Regions from separate parts of the Homo sapiens genome. Here region 1 is linked to region 2. Evidence: read pairs that join two places in POLR2A ChIA-PET (ENCODE). Cell type or tissue: PC-3. All regions are shown on one strand. Each heading gives the region's core, and the rest is flanking DNA. Links, peaks and the distances in the headings are about the cores only.

Region 1 (9,658 bases), core at 535-8,534, 210 kb before region 2:
AGGCTCGGGATCCCTCGCAGCGCTAGGGGCCGCAGCCCCGGTCGCCGGGGAGTGCCATGGCAGGGAGGCGGCAGCCACGTGAGGGGTCTGCGGAAGCGCCGGAGCTGAAAGCTGGGGGCGAAGTGCGTAGCAGAGTCGTGACGGGGGTGACACGCAGCAGCCGGGGGCGGCGGGCCGCCGGAGCCGGGCGCCTCCCACGCAGGGCCGGCGTTCCCCGCCGCGGGTGGGTGCGCACTCGCCGGCCCTCTCCCGGGAGACCGTTTCCGGGAGCGGGCGCTGGCGGGGCGGGGCCGTGGCGGTAAACAGGGTGGTGCCCTCTGCCCTCCCGCCCCCGGCCTGCCGGGGCGCGCGGCCGGCGGTGCCCGGGGCGGTGGAGGCGCGGTCGCGGCGCCGGGCAGCGGGGGCGCGCCCGCTCTCTGCCGCCCCCGCGCGCGCCCGCCGCCGCCCGGCCGGCCTCCTCTGTTTTTGTTTTGATGGAGCCCGCGTGCAGCTGGCGCGTGTCGAGTCACGTGCCGTGGGCGGGAGGGGGCCGGGGCGCGGGAGGCGAGGGCGCGGTGACACGGGCCGGAGGGGCCTGCGCCCGCGGAGGGCGCGCGAGGGGGCGTGTGGCCCCCGATGGAGCCCTGCCGCGCGGGTGCCCCGGCGCTGGCTGAGGGGCTTGGCGCTTCTCGGCGAGCAGTGCTAGGTTTGTCGTCGCAGCGCTTCGGGGAGCCTAGTCCAGGAGAGAGGACCTGCCTGCGCTGCTCGGCTCAGAACTCGGACCTTACAGGTGGTGTGTACATCCCGGTGGACGGGTAGACACTTCTGTGTGCTCCTGAAGGCCGGCTGCGTGTAATAACCAACTGGAGTGCTTTAAGAAGGATTCTAACGCCAGCCCAATCCCAGACCAATTGGACCCACATCCACATAGGGCCTGGACAGTGTATTTTTAACCCCCTCTTCCCCATAAGTGATTTTGGTGCAGTGAGAATTTATAGAAGTAACCAGCTTGATGGAATAGCTACTTGTGAAATCACATCTATTTAGGGACAAAATAGTAAAAATAGCTAAAATAGCTAACACGTATTCATCTGTCACTCAGTGGGGTCTCTGTGTCAGATACTGCGGCTCCCCAAACATGGATCTACTCGTAGAAGTACTGTTACCCCTATTTTATAGTTGGAGGAGGAGTGGAAGCTCGGAGTTAATCAGGGAGGACTACTGTGACTAGGACCTAGGGAGGTCGAGTTCAAAACCCCTACTTTCAACAGTCACATATGCCTCGTGGAAAATGTACCTTTGCCTAAGGGCCCCATGTTTGTGTGAATAGTAGTAATGTTTGCCTGAGGGCCAGCTTGTTTATGTGGGTACATTTCTACTGTTAAGATTTTTGTCTGAAAAGCTTTGCTTGTATAGGGGAGGAAAATCGTGGTGATTCTTTAAGGCCTGTAGGCGACCTTTTCCAGAAGTTTATTGTGGATCAAGGAGAGAGGGGATCTCCGTAATTTGAAGTGAATAGGTTCTCTGGAAGTTTCTTGTTTTGTTTTTGAGACTTGAGCATTTCTATAATGTGAAGGGGAGAGTCCGGAAGAGGCAGATATTTTCCAAGTATTTACATGAGCAACCACAAGAGTACTTTAGGTTGCTGGATGCGATACAGTTGTGGTGTGGTCACAGCTGGATGTACCCAGAGGTGCGGTACAGTACAGAGTAGCAGAAGTTCTGCCATTAGCATTTTGGAGAAAAAAAAAAACAACTAGTCTGGAGTAGAGAAACTTTGCCGTTACATCTCTTTTCTCCCCTTAATTTGTTTGATTTGTCTCCTGGTCAGATAAACTGTTGGTGGGACGTTTAGATGTGGGAGTAGTCCATTTCATTAGTATTTTCTGTACAGAGATTCCAAAGAAAACTCATAGTAAACAGAGGTTTCTCCCTGAAAACAAATGATACTAGCTACAGTGTATTTGTGACCAGTATGTATTATTAAGAGGTACCGTGTCACAAAGAACTTTATATTCCTGTTGATTGCTGTCAAATATTGTTACCTCTATGGCAGGCATGGGTATATTATTTAGCATACTTTAGGGATTGGTTTTCATATTACTTGCAGTTTTGATGAGGAAGGCTTATAGACCTACTCAGGCAAACCTGACTGGAACGTGAGTATCTGTGGTCTGGTGTGGAAATAGCTCTCTAGCCCCATCTCCCTCCTCCCATTGTCCACCCCCATCCTCCTTACCACGAAACACATTTTTCACCAGCATTGCCAAACCACTTGGGATTCCTGCGCATGGCTTTGCTTAGTTTGCTCTTCTGCTTCTTGGATACCTCCTTCAGGAAATGTTCCCTGATTTCTCCTCAGAAACCATTTAAAAAATACCCTCCCTGCGTCATCTCTGCATTATATATATGCTTGTCTTATTGCATTATATCACAGCATATCTCATTGTATTTGTTACATATTGGGCACCTCAAAGGTGAGAATGGTGACTTGTTTATCTGCACATCACTGGCACACAGTAAGCACTTAAGTTTATTGCATTGGTCGCAATTACATTTACTTCCATTTAAGTTGCATTATCTGTGTCGGTGTTTTCCTGAATCACTCATCTTCATTCTGAACTGTCCTCACCTCCTTCTCTGCTGCTTGCTACCAGGCTAAAAACACAGCTGAAAGCACCCCAAGACAAAACTTACACAGAAAATACACAATAATAGTAACACATTATCAAAGAAATAGGAAGGGGCAAAATATCAGTTTTTCACTTGTTTGCGAATTTCATCCTTCACTGGCCGATTGGACGGTGTGAACTTTCTTGGTTACTAATATATGCTGGAGGAGATGCCCAAGGTTGTTTTTGTTTTTCGATTTACTTGGGAAGGAAGAACTAGTACTACATTACCAGTGGACATGCTTTGATGTGCCATAACAGAGCACAGGTGCTTCATCACATTTCATTGCTGTAATTTTCAGATTGAGTATTACAGAGGTATTTGTAGAGCAGCACTGTCCCATAGAGCTTTTGGAGAGGATGGAAATGATTTATAAATTTGTGTTATCCAGTGTGGTAGCCACTAGCCACTTGTGGCTATTGAGCACATTAAGTGTGACTGACGAACTGAATTTCTTTTCTTTTCTTTCTTTCTTTTTTTTTTTTTTTTGAGACGGTGTTGTTCTGTCACCAAGGCTGGAGTGCAGTGGTGCAATCTTGGCCCACTGCAACCTCTGCTTCCCAGGCTGAAGCGATCCTCCCACCTTAGCCCTCCCGAGTAGCTGGGATTACAGGGGCCTGCCACCATGCCTGGCTATTTTTGTGTTTTTAGTAGGGGTGGGATTTCGCCATGTTGCCCAGGCTGGTTTTGAACTCCTGGGCTCAAGCAATCTGCCCGCCTCGGCCTCCCAAAGTGCTGGGATTACAGGTGTGAGCCACTGCGCCTAGCCAGAATTGAATTTCTAATTGATAAATGTAAATAGCTGCTAATGGCTACTGTATTGGATGGCACAGTTACAGAAGATATGTCTGTAATTGACAGGTCATCATTTAGGCTAAGGTATTCTGCCTTTAAAAGTCTGCAGTCACAGAAGATATGTCCTGTAATTGACAGGTCATCATTTAGGCTAAGGTATTCTGCCTTTAAAAGTCTGCAGTCATCTTCTAGGGCTTAACACCATGCTTCCCGTTCATAGATTATAAGGTGCTTAGTGGGTGATATTTTTGGCCTATGTGGGGCCTTCATATTATGGAGCATTCGTGTGTTCTGTGGCTTTTCATGTAGTGCGTGTGGTCTTCCTTTTTCAGGAGCAGAGTAGAGTGATTATTAGTAATTATGATTATGAGTAATTATTTACAAATGGATGTGAGCCCTTGGTGTATACACTAAATGAAAGTCCTATGAGTTGAATCAGTACTTTTCTGAGATGCATTGTGAGGGGAAGGAACTGTGCTTGTCTTGCTGACCATTGATCTCCAAGGCCTAATATGCTACTTGACACCTATCAGTGCTCATAAATATGTTTTGAATGAATGAATGAATGTTCAACTAACTTAAGCCTTCCAGTTTAGCTTCAGAGGCTGTAACATGGAGCTGAGAAGAGAAGTAACGAGTAACTACACCAGTGGCTTTATAGTTCTTCCAAGGAACGCAGTCTCTCCAGGGGTACTATTGTTAGCTCTGTGACTCTGATTTCTTTCTGGTAAGATATGTAGCAGGAATTGTTACACTTATTTGATGACAGATTGAAAAATAAAGTCACAAGAAGATTTGGTGCTCAGGTCATACAGAGAGAGTTGGAAGTATACATCAAATGGAAGTAGTTGTTTCTATTGCATTGTGCAGTCATCCATGATAACTTCTTTTTTTTTTTTTTGAGTTGGAGTCTCGCTCTGTTGCCTAGGCTGGAGGGCAGTGGCACGATCTCAGCTCATTGCAGCCTCTGCCTCCCAGGTTCAAGAGATTCTCCTGCTTCAGCCTCCCTAGTAGCTGGGATTACAGGTGTGCGCCACCACGCCCGGCTAATTTTTGTATTTTTAGTAGAGATGGGATTTCACCACGTTGGTCAGGCTGGTCTCGAACTCCTGGCCTCAGGTGATCTCCCTACCTCGGCCTCCCGAAGTGCTGGGATTACAGGCGTGAGCCATGGCACCTGGCCCATGATAACTTCTTCAGAGGAAATAAAATAAAATAAAATCATGCGCTGAACTATGTTAGAAAGTTTGGGTTGTAAAATCCAAGTTTGTTTGGTAATTGTGTATGTTAATGGAGTCTGAAAAAAGGACTGAAGATATTACCTCTAGTGTGGCAGGACATTGACAAAACAACTTAACCATGAGAAACAGGAATGGAAACATTTCTTTCTTCAGCTTCCAAATCTCATGTATTCTGTGATTTTTTTTCTATGGTAATCCTAGCACCCAAGTTACAAGCTTGTCAAATGGGATATTTAAAATGTAAATAGAAAATGTTTAATTGTGTAGATAACCCCTACTAGGCTTTGAAAAAAAAAATATATATATAGTATCAGACACATCAAACATCTGTTTAGAATAAGAGCACTAAGACCAAAAATTGTAGATTTTATTTCATGTAGTAGATCCTATATTGGGGGTTGATGATGTAGCCGAATATTTGGTTTAGTACCTTTAAGAGGCGATAAACATACTCTGCTATCTATACTATGCATCAGACTTAACCTACTTTGTGCTGCTATGTGTGTTTGGATTTTAGGCCTGTCTTCATCCACAACAGCTTGTTCCTAGGATAAATGTTGTCTTCCTATCATTCTGCCACTACATGTTCCACAAATGAAAAGTAATTTTATCATAGAGTAAGTCAAACACAATTGGAAATACAAATCTGTTGTCTTAAAAAAAAGTCATAGAATACATTCCAAGATAAAATGGGAAGACTTCTCTTTTAAGCAATTCCTAGTCCTTTAGTCCTTACTTTTCAAATACCTTTGGTATGAACCTTTTGGGTGAGGCAAAAATATAAAAGCCCCCGAATCGAAAACAAAGTATCAACCACGTGTTCGTCAATTCCTGCTGTTGCCCTTGAAACCAAACCAAAACACGAGCATAACAAGACAAAACCCACCACTGCTAATAGCAACAAAAGTTAACCCAACCAACCACACAGAAAGAGCCTGTGAGATTTGAGTTGTCATTTTTGTAGCGAGGTCAATCATGTGAAGTCTTTTTTATTTAAAACATTTTTTATTTATCTTTTTCAAGACGGGGTCTGGAGTGCAGTGGCATAATCACAACTTACTGCAGCCTTAACCTCCTGGCCTCAAGCAATCTTCCCACCTCAGCCTCCCCAGGAGCTGGTACTACAGGCACATGCTACCGTGCCTGGCAAATTTGTGTTTTTTGTTTGTTTGTTTGTAGAGACAGTGTTTTGCTATGTTGCCCAGGGTTGACTTGAACTCCTAGGCTCCAGTGACCCACCCCCTCGGCCTCCCAAAGTGTTGGTTGACAGGCATGAGCCACTGCGCTTGGCCAAGTCTTCTTTTTTAGGTATTAAATGTAAATTACTCATGACAAAAATACTTGCCTGTATCTGAGTAGATAGTAATGATATTAGAATTAATGCTACAAAAGATCAGGATGTATTTTTGCCTAGAAGATCCTATGGGACTACTTGGATTCAGGTATATAGTTTAAGAATCATTTTGAAGGTCACCAACTTGTTCGAGTTTGAGGATGTTACTGGCTTCACTTCTTTCTCATCAGTGGAGTGGTTGGATTGAACTCTGGTTCTCAAACTTTGGTGTGTATCAGAATCACTGAAGAACACACATTATTGGGCTGCACCCCAGAGTTTCTGACTCAGAAGGTCTAGGGTGGGCCCACTAATGTATATTTCTTACAAGTTTCCAGGTAATGCTGACGTTGCTGGTCAGAGGGCCAAACTTTGAGAGCCGTTGGGATAGACAGTATCTTCTAAAGTTCTGTGATTTTTTTTTTTTTTGCCTGTTCCCCCCACCCCCATCACTTTTCAAGTTGAGCACTGATCACTGCTTGATTTCTAAAGGATTATGTCATTTAAAAATTGCTGTATGGCAGACTGAGTTGTAAAAGTTTAAAATGGATTAGATTAATTTTATTTTGAGAATTTCTTGAGAACTCCATATATTTTCCAAAAATAATGAGTCTGTTAAAACTCAGATTGGGTATTCCTACTTAGCTAAATTAGAAATCCCCAGTTAAAATATATTAAAGTATTTCCGATGTTACTAAATGACAAAACTATTTGCTACTCCTTAAACCTAAATGTTGTATTAAATCTAACCAAGTGCCTTTTATTTATTTAGAAATGGTCTCACTCTGTCACCCAGGCTGGAGTGCAGTGGCACAATCATAGCTCATTGCAGTCTCAACCTCCTGGGCTCAAGTGATCCTCCCTCCTCAACCTCCTGAGTAGCTGGGACTGCAGATGTGTGCCACCACGCCCAGCTAAATAAAAAAAAATGTTTTTCTAGAGATGGGATCTTGCCTTGTTGCACAGGCTGGTCTCGAACTGCTGGGTTCAAGCCATCCTCCCGCCCCAGCCTCCCAAAGTGCTGGGATTACAGGAATGAGCTACTGTGCCTGAACTATTTAGTTTTAGAAATGGAGTCTCGCTGGATTGCCTAGACTGCCCTTGAACTCCTGGGCTCAACTAATCCCCCCACCTCAGCCTTCTGAGTAGCTGGGACTACAGGTGCATGACATGGCATGTGGTCTTCTCTTAATATGCAGCTACAGAGTACAATGCAGCACATTATATAGTTGTGGACTCACTAGATAAAATGATTTTCATGAGACACAGTTTTTTCTAGACAAAACTCCACGGATTTGGGTCCATAATAGACTGTGACAGCGTTAACTTGGACATCCCCTAAAGATAACAGCCTCACGGAAGAATCATGGTTGCGGGAAGGAAATGTCCATCGGGGCATGGATGAGTACGTCAGGGCACAGTCATTCCTGATTTTGATGACCTTGGAGAACAGTGGTGGCTCTGTAGTTTCTAAATGAGGGGACTGTGGGGCTGGAATCTGGTAGGAAAGGGAGTGGGGTTACTAGGAGACTTGTCTTCAAGCAGCCCTTTCATAGCAAGCACACCGTTCTTAGGGTGTATGTTTATGGGAGAGGGAAGATCTTGGGGAGGCGTTGGTGGAGATTCCAAGGCATTCTAAGAGGACAGGTGGCGCTCTGGAAGCATTCCATGTTAAACCAGACTCCCAGGTGCTGAGAATCAGATGGACTCAAGTTGAGTCCAAGTGAGGTTTGACAGTATATTCTAATATGACTAAATGTATTGGAGAGAAAAGAAAAGTTAAGACTTTGAGGAAAATATATATAACTTTACCTGAAAGCAGAGAAATAAAATAGAAGAAATTGGTGAGCAGGGAATGGGAAGACAAAAATGGAATGTTGTAAGTTTTTAAATGTCCTGAAACTTTTAAAAGACATATTAACTATGTCAAGATGAGTCAATAGCACAGGGTTCTTTGTTAGAAAATAATAAATGAATAAGTTTTCCTTTTTGTTTCTGGTGAATACTTCGCAATATCGCCAGGTGCTATTATTTGACTCATGTCAAATGCCTTTCCAAAGTTATGCCCAGAATTCATGCAATGCTTACATTTTTAGATTGCTTTATGATCGTTACCTTGTTTAAATCAAGTTTCTGGAAGGCACACATGACCGTTATTACTAGGCGTGCTTTATGGATTAGGAAACAAATCATTTGTATAGCGCAGACCACGAAGCTGGGTTGAGACCATGAGACTTCTCTGCTTTTCACACTACCAGTTTTAGTTTTATCTTGAAATTGTATATTGTCTCACCGCTTTTATAAGAGGATTGAGCCTTAAAATCTTAAGAGTTGATTTGGCATACGCGTAATTGATTTGAGCTATGTTTCATGGACCCAGCTTTAGATTTTGATCACCTCTTTCTCTTTGAAAAGAGCTACGTGTGATTTGCTACCCAGATCTGTACTCATTTCTTGACTCAAATATGTATCTGTGACATAATCTTCGTAGTTAAATCTGTGAAACTTTCAAATCCTTCAGACTTGACAGTGTGAGGCTGGGGTTGGCAGTCTGCTTAACAAGATGCTGGGACCACCTCTGAATTAGTGAATCAGGGAGCTGCTGTGTGATCCCCTCCTCCAGGCTTTCTTGGAGTTTGTCTCTGCCACTTCCTCAAGCCCTTTAAAAAGGCTCCTGTGCTTTAGAGAGTTAGGATGTTAATGACCGTTCTTTTTTCTTGTACTTTATTAAGTACTAGTCTTACTAGACTAGTGCTTAAGTGGCAGTGTCTGCCTTTGCCTTCTCCCATCTCTTTATGCTCCTTTCTTCCAACTTCTCACGTTTCTGTTTCTCGCACGGCCAGGTGTCCAGCATCCCATGCTGACTTGCGGTTGGCCAATCCCCTCCTCGTAGATTTCCTCCACATTTTCCTCTTCCTCCTTTTCCTGTGGGAAGTTCTTTTTCTGGGCTGTGGCTGGTCTTACGTAGTTCGGTGGAAAAAGTATTGAGGTAGTGTTAGATACTGTGCTGCACCTCCAGGAGTGTCCAATCTTTTGGCTTCCCTGGGCCACACTGGAACAAGAAGAACTGTCTTGGGCCACACGTAAAATACACGGACACTAACGATAGCTGATGAGCTAAAAAAAAAAAAAATTGCAAAAAAAATCTCATAGCGTTTTAAGAAAGTTTGTGAATTTGTGTTGAGCCACATTCAAAGCTGTCCTGGACCACATCTTGGACAAGCTTGCTTACAGTATTTCTGCTGGATTTCTGGTTCCAACTAGCTATGGAACCCTGTGAGAGATTTGAGTCTCCGCTCATCTGAAATGAGAGGTTGGATGGAGAACGGTCTTTCCAGCCCTAAAATGCTGTGATTGAGATTATTCATACGGTGGTATGGTTGTAGACCCTCACAGGAAACTTCAGCATTTTGAAAGGTACCCAGTAATCAAGACTGGTCTCAGTGTAGGGGTGATGCCTTTGAGTCCCCAGGTAAAACGATCTTGGACTCCTTAAATTAGATTGCCTGCCTTGTGGCCCGCCCTCTTCTTCAGGAGTTAGGGATGGGTCAGGAGGGCACCCTTGTCTTTATTGTGATATCTACGTTAGAATACCCGAATATTGAACCTGGATTACACTTTGGAAAAATTGCTGACA
Region 2 (9,658 bases), core at 764-8,763:
TGTTCTTGCGATAGTTTGCTGAGAATGATGGTTTCCAATTTCATCCATGTCCCTACAAAGGACATGAACTCATCATTTTTTATGGCTGCATAGTATTCCATGGTGTATATGTGCCACATTTTCTTAACTTTATAACCTGTGTGGGGCAGGAGAATTAACCTGCTTTTGGATTAGAGGCTGCAAAAAAGCCAGTTCTGGTGACCACACTAAAAAGATTAATGAGCACTTAGCACCAAATTAAATACCCCCCTGCCCCCGCCTTTATGAAAGTGGAGTTCATAGTACAAATGTGACAGCGTTAAACATTGAAGCCATTCGAAGGAACCTGGGAAGTACTCAGGCACCGATGAGTTAAAAACACAGAGACATCCAGTAAGTGAGTTCCCGCTGGGCACGGGTCTGTTTATCTTGCCTTTCTGAAGTCAGAGCCAACATTCTTAATGGTTTTGAATGATTCAGAATGTTTCTTTTTTGGCAGGGCCAGTTTCCACGCATGGGCTTATGACTAAAACCCCTTAGGTGAGGTCCAAAGCAGAAACCAGCCTCACACTTAATGTCGTATTTCAGAATCATCTTATTTTAGAGCAAAAGGAAAACTATTAAATATAGCTTGCTTATTTCAGACATGAAGGGACGGAACCAGGGAGGCTTTGGTCAGCCAGAGGTCACAGGACTGGAGAGAGAGGCCAGCCCGAGGCAGACCTCTGGGTTCTGGGCCCAGCCCTCCCTCCTCTGCACCACACAGCTCTTGTCCAGACCTCGGAAGGAGGTTCCAGCGTGGCCTCAGCCTCCCGCTGGAAGAGGCAGCTTGCCCTTTGAGATCGTTTAGAAAACGACTTGGGTCAGAAAGGAGAACTTCATTTTTACAAAATGAAACAAATCAGTTATTTGCCATAGACAGCTTTTTCAAAATATCCTTTGCCAGTGTGTCGTGAATGTATTAGCTCTGGGACAGAAACAAGAATAATAACAATTCTATCTACTATATGCCAAAAGAAGAGACTTGATATACTTCTTTTTTTTTTTTTTGGATGAGAATGAACTTATGCCACACTAGTTCTTAATAAAACAAACTGAATCCTTACCACAGGAGAAAGAATTGAGCAATGTTCTAAGAACAGGCTGTCCTCTTTGGGGCACTGAGTGAATGTAATATTTAGAAGATGCCCTTGAAGCTCACAAGTGCCTCTTGGGATGGAGTAAAGGGGGAGAAACGGCGAGAGAACTCGGACAGAGAAGCTGTCCATGGGAGGAGAAGGCCTTGGGAAGAGCCATCGACTCACCCCCTTCCTGCTTGATTGAGGACTTTGGGAATCACAGATGCCATAGGAGAGAACCCATTTCTTCAAAGCCAGGAGGTGAACCGGCCCACCCCTGCTGTGCCCACCACACTACAGCCAGTAAGGGTTCTCCTCTGGACCTGAGCCACTGTCCCCAAGGGCCAGAAACCAGCCATGTGTGGCGTCCCCAGAAAAGGACATGAGCAGGTACTCAGCCCCGCCACACACATTTGTCTAAGGAGAGAAAGCAAGTCAGCGAAATGGGATCTGCACCAAGATCTCTGCACCCAGGGAGCTGCTGTGGAGTAAATCCTATTTTTCCAGGTGGTGTTTAAACAGCTGTCATTGATCACTTTGCTTTTTTTAATTGATTATTTCGAAACGTGTTTTCCCCCAAAGGATGTTAGTATGTCATAAATATTCAGTTAAGCAACTCCAGGATGATCTTTTAGTAGGAGGAGCTGTCTTTTGGTCCTAGTAACACTAAGTGCCATTTTTTCCCTCTTCTAAGCCCATGGAAACAACGTGGAGGAAAAATGATTATATATTTAGCTTCTAGCATGATTTTAGAGATAAATGACAGCCACCTCCCAGACCTCATTCCCAACACCTGTATTAATTTTTATTTTATTTTTATTTTTTTGAGACAGAGTCTCGCTCCATCACCCAGGCTGGAGTGCAGTGCTGTGATCTCTTAGCTCGCCTAATTTTTGTATTTTTAGTAGAGACGGGGTTCCGCCATGTTGGCCAGGCTGCTCTCGAACTCCTGACCTCAAGTGATCCACCTGTCTCGTCTTCCCAAAGTGCTAGGATTACATGCATGAGCCACTGCGCCCCACCTTGTCTTTATTTTTAAAGTAGGCAATTTATTTTAATTTTTTGTGTGTGTATGACAGGGTCTCGTTCTGTCACTGGAGTGCAGTGGCACCATCAAGGCTCACTGCAGCCTCAACCTCCTGGGCTCAAACGATCCTCCTGCCTCAGCCTCCCAAGTAGCTGGGACTACACTCACCACCACACCCAGCTACTTTTAAACTTTTTTGTAGAGACATGCAGTCTTGCTGTGTTGCCCAGGCTGGTCTCGAACTCATGGCCTCAAGCGATCCTCCAGCCTTGGCCTCCCAAAGTGCTGCGATTACAGGTGTGAGCCACCATGCCCAGCCCAGTTTATTTTTAAAAGAGCTACTGGCTGGGCGTGGTGGCTCACGCCTGTAATCCTAACACTCTGGGAGGCCCAGGCGAGTGGATCACCTGAGATCAGGAGTTTAAGACCAGCCTGGCCAACATAGTGAAATCCCATCTCTACTCAAAATACAAAAATTAGCTGGGTGTAGTGGGGCATACCCATAGTCTAGCTACTTGGGAGGCTGAGGCAGGAGAATCACTTGAACCTGGGAGGCGGAGGTTGCAGTGAGCCTAGATCGCACCACTGCCTCCGGCCTGGGCAACAGAGCAAGACTCTGTCTCAAAAAAAAAAAAAAAAAAAAAAAGCTACTGAAGAGAGGAGTTTCGCTGTGTTAAGACCACTGTGCGTCCATAATGGCCTTCCCTCAGATCTCTCTTCCAGGGAGCTAGGGCTGTCTACACATGCTCCGTAGAAACAAATGCACATTTTCTACACGGGAGTGAATTGGAGAGTCGTGGTGGTGATAGTTTAACTGAAATCTACCTTGGATTTTTTTTCTTCTCTGCTTTATATTTGTTTAAAAAAGCATGATCCAGCAAATGCATCAAATTAAAGCTGTGGGTACAGTTCTCCTAACAGAAAATCACACAGTAAGCTGGGACAATGGAACAGAAAGCAGTGGGTATTGTTTTCTTCTTAAGATTTTTATATTCACATTGGATGAGAATGTCTCCTAACCCTCCCCTTGCTGTTGTTCTTGGAATGGGTACCTTATTCATGGCCTCCTTACATAGAGGGAGCAGATTCAGGACAGAGGCTCTGCATGCTCCTGGGTCCCTCCTAAGCGAGCACTCCCCTCCACTGCTCCTCCTGTTCGGCATGCTAGATTTTCTGTGCACTTGCAGTCATACGGAAACTGGCTTCCTTCTTAGCTGTGCGTGTGAAAGTCACCCCAGTGTTTCACCTGCAGTGTGAGTGTAATTTGGGGTCCCATGACATGATCATCTTCCTTTTGATTTCTAAAGCTAGGGTCAGGGAAGGGGACTCGTTTTGAGCCAAAGGGCATTTTAAGGGCATCATTTCATATGTTCACTGTCTGCAGCCAACACTGCACTCTAGACAAATGGGTACCTTTATGTCCCATTTATTAAGACATCCTGCAAAAGGGGCTCCTGGCCCCTGTGGGAAGCTTGAAAGGAACAGACCATATCCTGTTTCTTTTTGCTCATACCTCTGTGGTGAGATCTTATTCTGACCCCATAGTCTGGTGCCATACCTGTGGGTCCCTGTATCTCCTAGAATTCCCCCTATGCTAGTGTTTAGCCCGTGTAATGACAGTTATCTGTCCACAGGGCTGTATCCCCCGCCAGCTTGTAAACTCCATGAAGACCGGCCCTGCGTCTCACTCACTCCTGTCCACAGCAGTGCCTCCCACATGTTAGGTCTTAACAAACATCTGTTTCTTCTACTCTTCATAAAATCCACGCTTCTTCTCACCCCCCCGTCATCCCTGATCCCAGCTAACTTTGACCCTGTGTGCGGGGGCGGGGGATCTACATGTGGGCTCCACCCCCGCACGCCTGCTGCCCTGTCATCTCTGATCCCTGGCGGTGGGATGTCTACCATGGCTCTGCCCAATCCCCCACTGTCTTCACCCCTGCCACATCTGGCATGATTTTACCGTCCCCTTCCTAGAGTTCTCCCTTTCTCCCCTGCCCAGGCTGCACCCCTGGAGAGCCCAGCTCAGGCCCCTGGCCCCTATGAAGCCTCTCCTGAATAATCCATCAGCCTGCCCTGAGCTCATCCAGTCTCCAATGACGATTGTGCTCTCCACCAGCAGGACACACCGGAGCACTTTCTCTGTCCCTGAGAATTGGACTCCATTCCACAGTTAGGTCCTGGGTCACATACAGACATTTCACATCCCCTCCTCAGTATTCCCCAGCAGCGTGCAGCACAGTGCGGGCTTCTAGGAGGCAGTCGGTGGATATTTACCCATGATTTTAAGAGGTCTGTCTTGACCAGGAATGTTGAGAAGTGACCTGTGTCTCTGCAGCATTGCTGCTAGTTAGTCCCTCGTGGAAGAAGTGGCATGTCCCTCCTGTGTCTGGCTCACGGGGACCGGCGCCTCCTGTGTTTGCCCCCGCCATGCCCTGTGGTTTCCTTTGACACCCTCTGTCATTGTCTATTTTTATGTTTTAAACTTCAGTGGGATTTACCTCTCGTTTGCTCCCATATCCTCCTGGTAAATTGTAAACTTGGTGAATCAATGATGAGTAATCAGTAGGCAGAAATGGTTGGAATTTCCTGGTCCCAGTTTCAGATCATATCTGTCTTTCCCCAGACTCCTAACTTCCTGTTGGGACATCCCTTGGTCTGGCCTTTCCCTCCAGAGAAGCCCCCAGACCCACCCGCAGCCTTGATTTACTGATGCCTAATCTTATTTTAGTCTTTCACACCAGTTTTTAACAACTCGACTGTATAGATCTTCTGGAAATTTTACCCAAAAATGTTAGATGTGCCATCCCCTCACAGGGGAAAGTGGTGGGGTGGTGGGGGTTAATGTGTTGAAAATCTATGTATCTTGTATTTTATTTGAGTCAGCTGTGTTTTCACAACAACTCTGAGAGTTAACATCATTTCTACTTTATAAATTAAAAAAACAAAACAAAAACAAAAAACTAAAGCCCCAAAAGGATTGAATAGCTTGCCAAGGCTGTGTAACAAGTGAAATTTGAATCCGGGTCTGTATGATCCCAAAGCTTAAGCTGCCCGTCTTTCTATTCCCAGTTCAAACGTGCCTTGAAATGGGAGCTCACTTGATAGTACTTGGCTTTTAAAAGGCTACGTACATGTAAGTACCTTCACTCAAATATGCTGGGGCTCAGTAGGAGAAGCAAAGAGAAGGAAAAGGTATTGATTGATCGATTTGATTCTAAGCAGAGATTGACAGAGATAAGCTTCTAAGACCTTTCAGGCCCCAGAGTGTGACTGTTGAGCACCTAAGAAGACCTCACTTGACCCGTGACTTCCCGCCAGAGCCTTGGGAAGCCCATGAGTGCAGCGTGCTCGCCGGCTGGGCTGGAACTTGCTGCTCTTCTCTGCAGTGGCAGGCTGGCTTCTGCCCCTAGACTGGAACTGCCAAGGGCTGCTATAGAAGGGACAAACTTCCAGTGCTCACTGAGGAGCCAGGGGTATCCTGGGAAGCTGAAAATGCATTTGTCAAGCTCAGGTCTTCACAATTGAGAAACCCCATCACTAACCCGTACGGTTTTCTTGACCAAAACTTTCAGTGCTCTGTTTTTCCCATCTGTAAATAATGTTCATACATCTAAATCCTAGGAGGTTGCAGGGACAGTGGCTTAGAAAGTCACCACATTCTCTAAAGGAGTGACAGAGAGGATGAAAGAAGCATGCTCTATAATTAGGTTTTATTACATGCTTTTTAAGGTTAATTGAAGGACTTCCCAGCAGCTTCCCTAGCCACTTTTTCAAATACTGAAAGCTTCCAGAAAGCAGCAGACAGGTGTTCCTCACAATCTGACACAGACTTCAGTTACTGTTGAAAAGTGAAAGAGGGCTGGGCGCGGTGGCTCACACCTATAATCCCAACACTTTGGGAGGCCGAGGTGGGCGGATCACCTGAGGTCAGGAGGTCAAGACCAGCGTGGCCAACATGGCAAAACCCCATCTCTACTAAAAATACAAAAATTAGCTGGGTGTAGTGGCACACGCCTAAAACTCCAGCTACTTGGGAGGCTGAGGCATGAGAAAAAATCGCTCGAACCCAGGAGGCGGAGGTTACAATGAGTCAAGATCATGCCACTGCACTCCAGCCTGGGTGACAGAGTGAGACTATCTCACAAAAAAAAAAAAAAAAAGAAAAAAATGAAAGAGCTCCTGTCTGACGTTGGTTTTCTATACCCATTTTTATAATCAGACAATTTTGGAAACATGCTATTATGATAGTGTTTAAATATTCCAGAATTCTGTGTGTTCGGTAGCTTCACGTTGGTTTGATTGTTGTTTTACCCCACTGCCTCTTCCTTCCCATCTGTACTTCTCAGCTTGATTTTTTAGATGTATTTTCTGTTGTAGGACAGTATCAAATGGCTTTTTCTGACCATTTATTTTACTGGCCGAGCTCCTCTTGGATTTTAATCTCAACTCTCAAGAATCTTCCCAACATAATCTGTTCCTGTTGTGATATCATCTTTCTTGAGAGCTTCCCAGTCACTGAAGAGCATGTTCAGTAGCACCTGGCTTAAAGAGTCCACCTGCGAATCACAAATCATTGTCTTCACCATTCAGCTCCGACCCACACATCTGGGCAACATCATCCCCACTGGCCAGTAAGCACGGGGAATGCTCTGTGGCCTCAGCTGTGTTCTGGTTCCTCGGTGGAGCTGTAATCATTAACTTAGAAATTGCAATTGGTGGTAACTTAACAGAGCTTTCTTCATCAGACTGCTGAGTCATGCAGCCTCTTGCTGGGTAAAATGTGTCTTGAGATGTAATCCCCTATAAGGACACCCCCTTGGAGCCACTGTGAAGGCACTCCCAGCTTCCCTAGCAGGTCGCATCAGGGGGACGACTGAAGGATTTACTTGAACAATCAGTTTTCAGAAATGAAGACCCTACGACCTTGGCTTCCTCTCTTGTGATGCAGCTGAAAGATGCATTTCGTCTGTAAAGTTAGACCAGGTAGGAGAGAATGTGAGGTGGTTTCCATTCTTCTCAGTTGCCCTCCACCTGATTCTGAAGCCGTCACAGACCGTCCTTGCAGACCGGCGCTCCCCTCCACAAACCTTCTGCAGCCTGTACTGCTACAGCACGAGGCTGCAGAATCAGTTGTGAAAATAGAAGCCTTCTACCGTCTCCTGTGCGGGATCCTTGCCTGCCTTTCTTCTGTGATGGGATCTATAGGCTTAGACTGTGTTTTATTTCCTAAGACACCTTGCTGAGCAAACCTTGCTGCTCTGCCTCGTGTCAGCGGTTTCCTTAGCAACGGCCACACCTCACGTTTTCTCCCGCACAGAGCACCAGCATGAGGGGGCATGTGTTGCTCACTGTACAGGAACTTTCCCAACCTGTGTGTCTTAAGCAGGAAAGAGAAGGTGCTTTCTATTTCTTGTTTTTAAAAATGCATCTGTTGGTGACACTGGTGGAGAAACATGTTTACGAGAAAACAACTGACTTTTTCTTCTGCTGTTACTCCAGGAGATTTCCTAGGAGCTCATACTGTCATTTAAATTCCAGGTGCAGGTCTTCTGAACAAATGCCTCCTGAGGATTTCTGTGCCTGGAAAATATCTGTTAACAGACTGCTTTTACACCTACGTAAGTAGAGGCTTCTGCTTATAAGTCAACCTCAAGGGAGTTTTATTTTGTCCCTGGATGATTCCTCAGTACATTTTTCTTTTTCTTTTTTGAGGTAGGGTTTTGCTCTGTTGCCCAGGCTGGAGTACAGTGGTGTGATCACAACTCACTGCGGCCTCAACCTCCCAGGCTCAAGCGATCCTCCCACCTCAGCCTCCCAAGTAGCTGGGACCACAGGCGTGTACCACCCACGCCTGGCTAGTTTTTTAAAATTTCTTTTGTAGAGGCAGAGTCTCCCTGTGTTGCCCTGGTTTCAAACTTGGGCCAAGTGATTCTCTGCCCCAGCCTCTCAAAGTGCTGGGATTACAGGTGTGAGCCACCGTGCCTGACAAGCCTGATATGTTTTTTTAAATGATCATTAGTATTTGATCTCTACTCTTTTTCTCTCAACCACCCAACTCCCGGTTTACGGTCAGGAAGAATCTATAACATGAACTCCTGCTTAAAAACAAGGGTATAGATCCCATATTCAGGTCTTAGACTGGGAAGAAGAGAAGGCAGTCAAAAATATTAAATATATGAATTTCAGTAAATTCAGTTGGGGATGCCATTTCAGCTTTGCAGTCAGTTACTCCAGAATATGTCAATGTATGGCAAAGCATGTGACAGCAGGATCTCTGCACCCTCTCCATTTACCAGCTGTGGTGGATCTCTTAGCCACATCTCTGTTTATAATGTGCTTATTGAAAACTAATGTATTACTTTTATTATCATAGCTACCATTTACTGAATATTTACATTGTGCTAACACTGGTTCAGATGGCTTCATCATATTTACCTGATTTAATCCTCACAACAACCTTATGTGCTAGGTCCAGTTATTACCATCTTTTTTTTTTTTTGAGACGGAGTCTCACTCTGTCGCCAGGCTGGAGTGCAGTGGCGCGATTTCGTCTCACTGCTGCAACCTCCGCCTCCCAGGTTCAAGTGATTCTCCTGCCTCAGCCTCCCAGGTAGCTGGGACTACAGGCACATGCCACCACGCCCAGCTAATTTTTGTATTTTTATAGAGACGAGACTTCACCATGTTGGCCAGGATGATCTCAATCTCTTGACCTCGTGATCCGCCCATCACAGCCTCCAAAAGTGCTGGGATTACAGGCGTGAGCCACCGCACCCGGCCTATTACCCTCATTTTACAGATGAGGAGACTGAGGCACAGAGAGTTAAAGTGATTTGTGCAGGGTTGTGTGAGGAGCTGGTGGCAGAGCTTGGCATTCTGGCTCTGGAGTCTGCATTTGGCCATCTCACCGTACAGTGTCATAGAAACAGGAAACTCGAGAAGATAAACTGCCAGGCTGTATTTTGGAGTCAGTATTTTAACACTGTCACCATCTCAAGCATGATCTGTGGGACTCATCACTGTGCTCTTTGACTTGAACTTCTTTAAGGTTAGTGGGAAAATGAAGCTTTAGAGAAGATGGGACTGGCCTAAGGTCACACTGCATGTCAGAAGTGTGGTGGAGGGTCCAGGTCTTCTGACCATTCAGTGCAAGCCAAATTGTGCTAATTTCCAATTTTTCTCCCTTTCTCTTGGTGAGCTATTTGGTGCTACTTCTACTCCTCATGACCAAAGCTGGCTTTCATGGTTTACTCATGTACTTACTGATGAAACCCTGAGACTTGGGGCCAGTGACTGTTCAGAGGTCCATGTGAAGATGCGCTGAATGGTATAAAGGACAGAGCAGTAAAGAGTGCTGGCTGAATGCCTGGGCTGGCAATCAGGCATGTTGGAGTTTGAGTCCCAGTCTGCCACTCCAGCTCTGTGACCAAGAGGAAGTGAAGTCATGTACCCTTTCTAAGTCTCTAGCCCCTCTTCTGAAAGACGAAGATGCCACCACCAACCATGTTAGTGGTTGTGAATGCCAAGAAAG

What was found. ChIA-PET counts read pairs that join two places held together with the same protein. Peaks named below come from ENCODE experiments on the same cell type or tissue, not always from the same donor. Only the 100,000 strongest peaks of a DNase experiment are listed, where the experiment ranks them.
Region 1: POLR2A ChIA-PET joins it to region 2 with 11 read pairs; 5 of 35 experiments call an interaction of 5 or more read pairs at or near these places.

Annotation. Positions count from the first base shown.
Region 1 is chr7:131,096,735-131,106,392 of GRCh38, reverse strand. All of the region lies in intron 2 of LINC-PINT (long intergenic non-protein coding RNA, p53 induced transcript), which reads left to right. Among named protein-coding and RNA genes, the nearest start is that of LINC-PINT, 8.4 kb to the left of the region's middle. RefSeq lists silencers at 1-427, 578-677 and an enhancer at 1,692-1,741. In PC-3, for the core only: no CTCF peak of the experiment used is centred there; no DNase peak of the experiment used is centred there; H3K4me3 peaks cover 979 bases.
Region 2 is chr7:130,882,404-130,892,061 of GRCh38, reverse strand. It overlaps LINC-PINT (long intergenic non-protein coding RNA, p53 induced transcript), which reads left to right. Exons shown (of 8, transcript NR_170176.1): 7 at 7,666-7,745; 8 at 9,326-9,658. Among named protein-coding and RNA genes, the nearest start is that of MIR29B1, 9.7 kb to the right of the region's middle. RefSeq lists an enhancer at 4,386-5,585. In PC-3, for the core only: no CTCF peak of the experiment used is centred there; a DNase peak (open chromatin) is centred at 4,651; H3K4me3 peaks cover 511 bases; H3K27ac peaks cover 6,636 bases.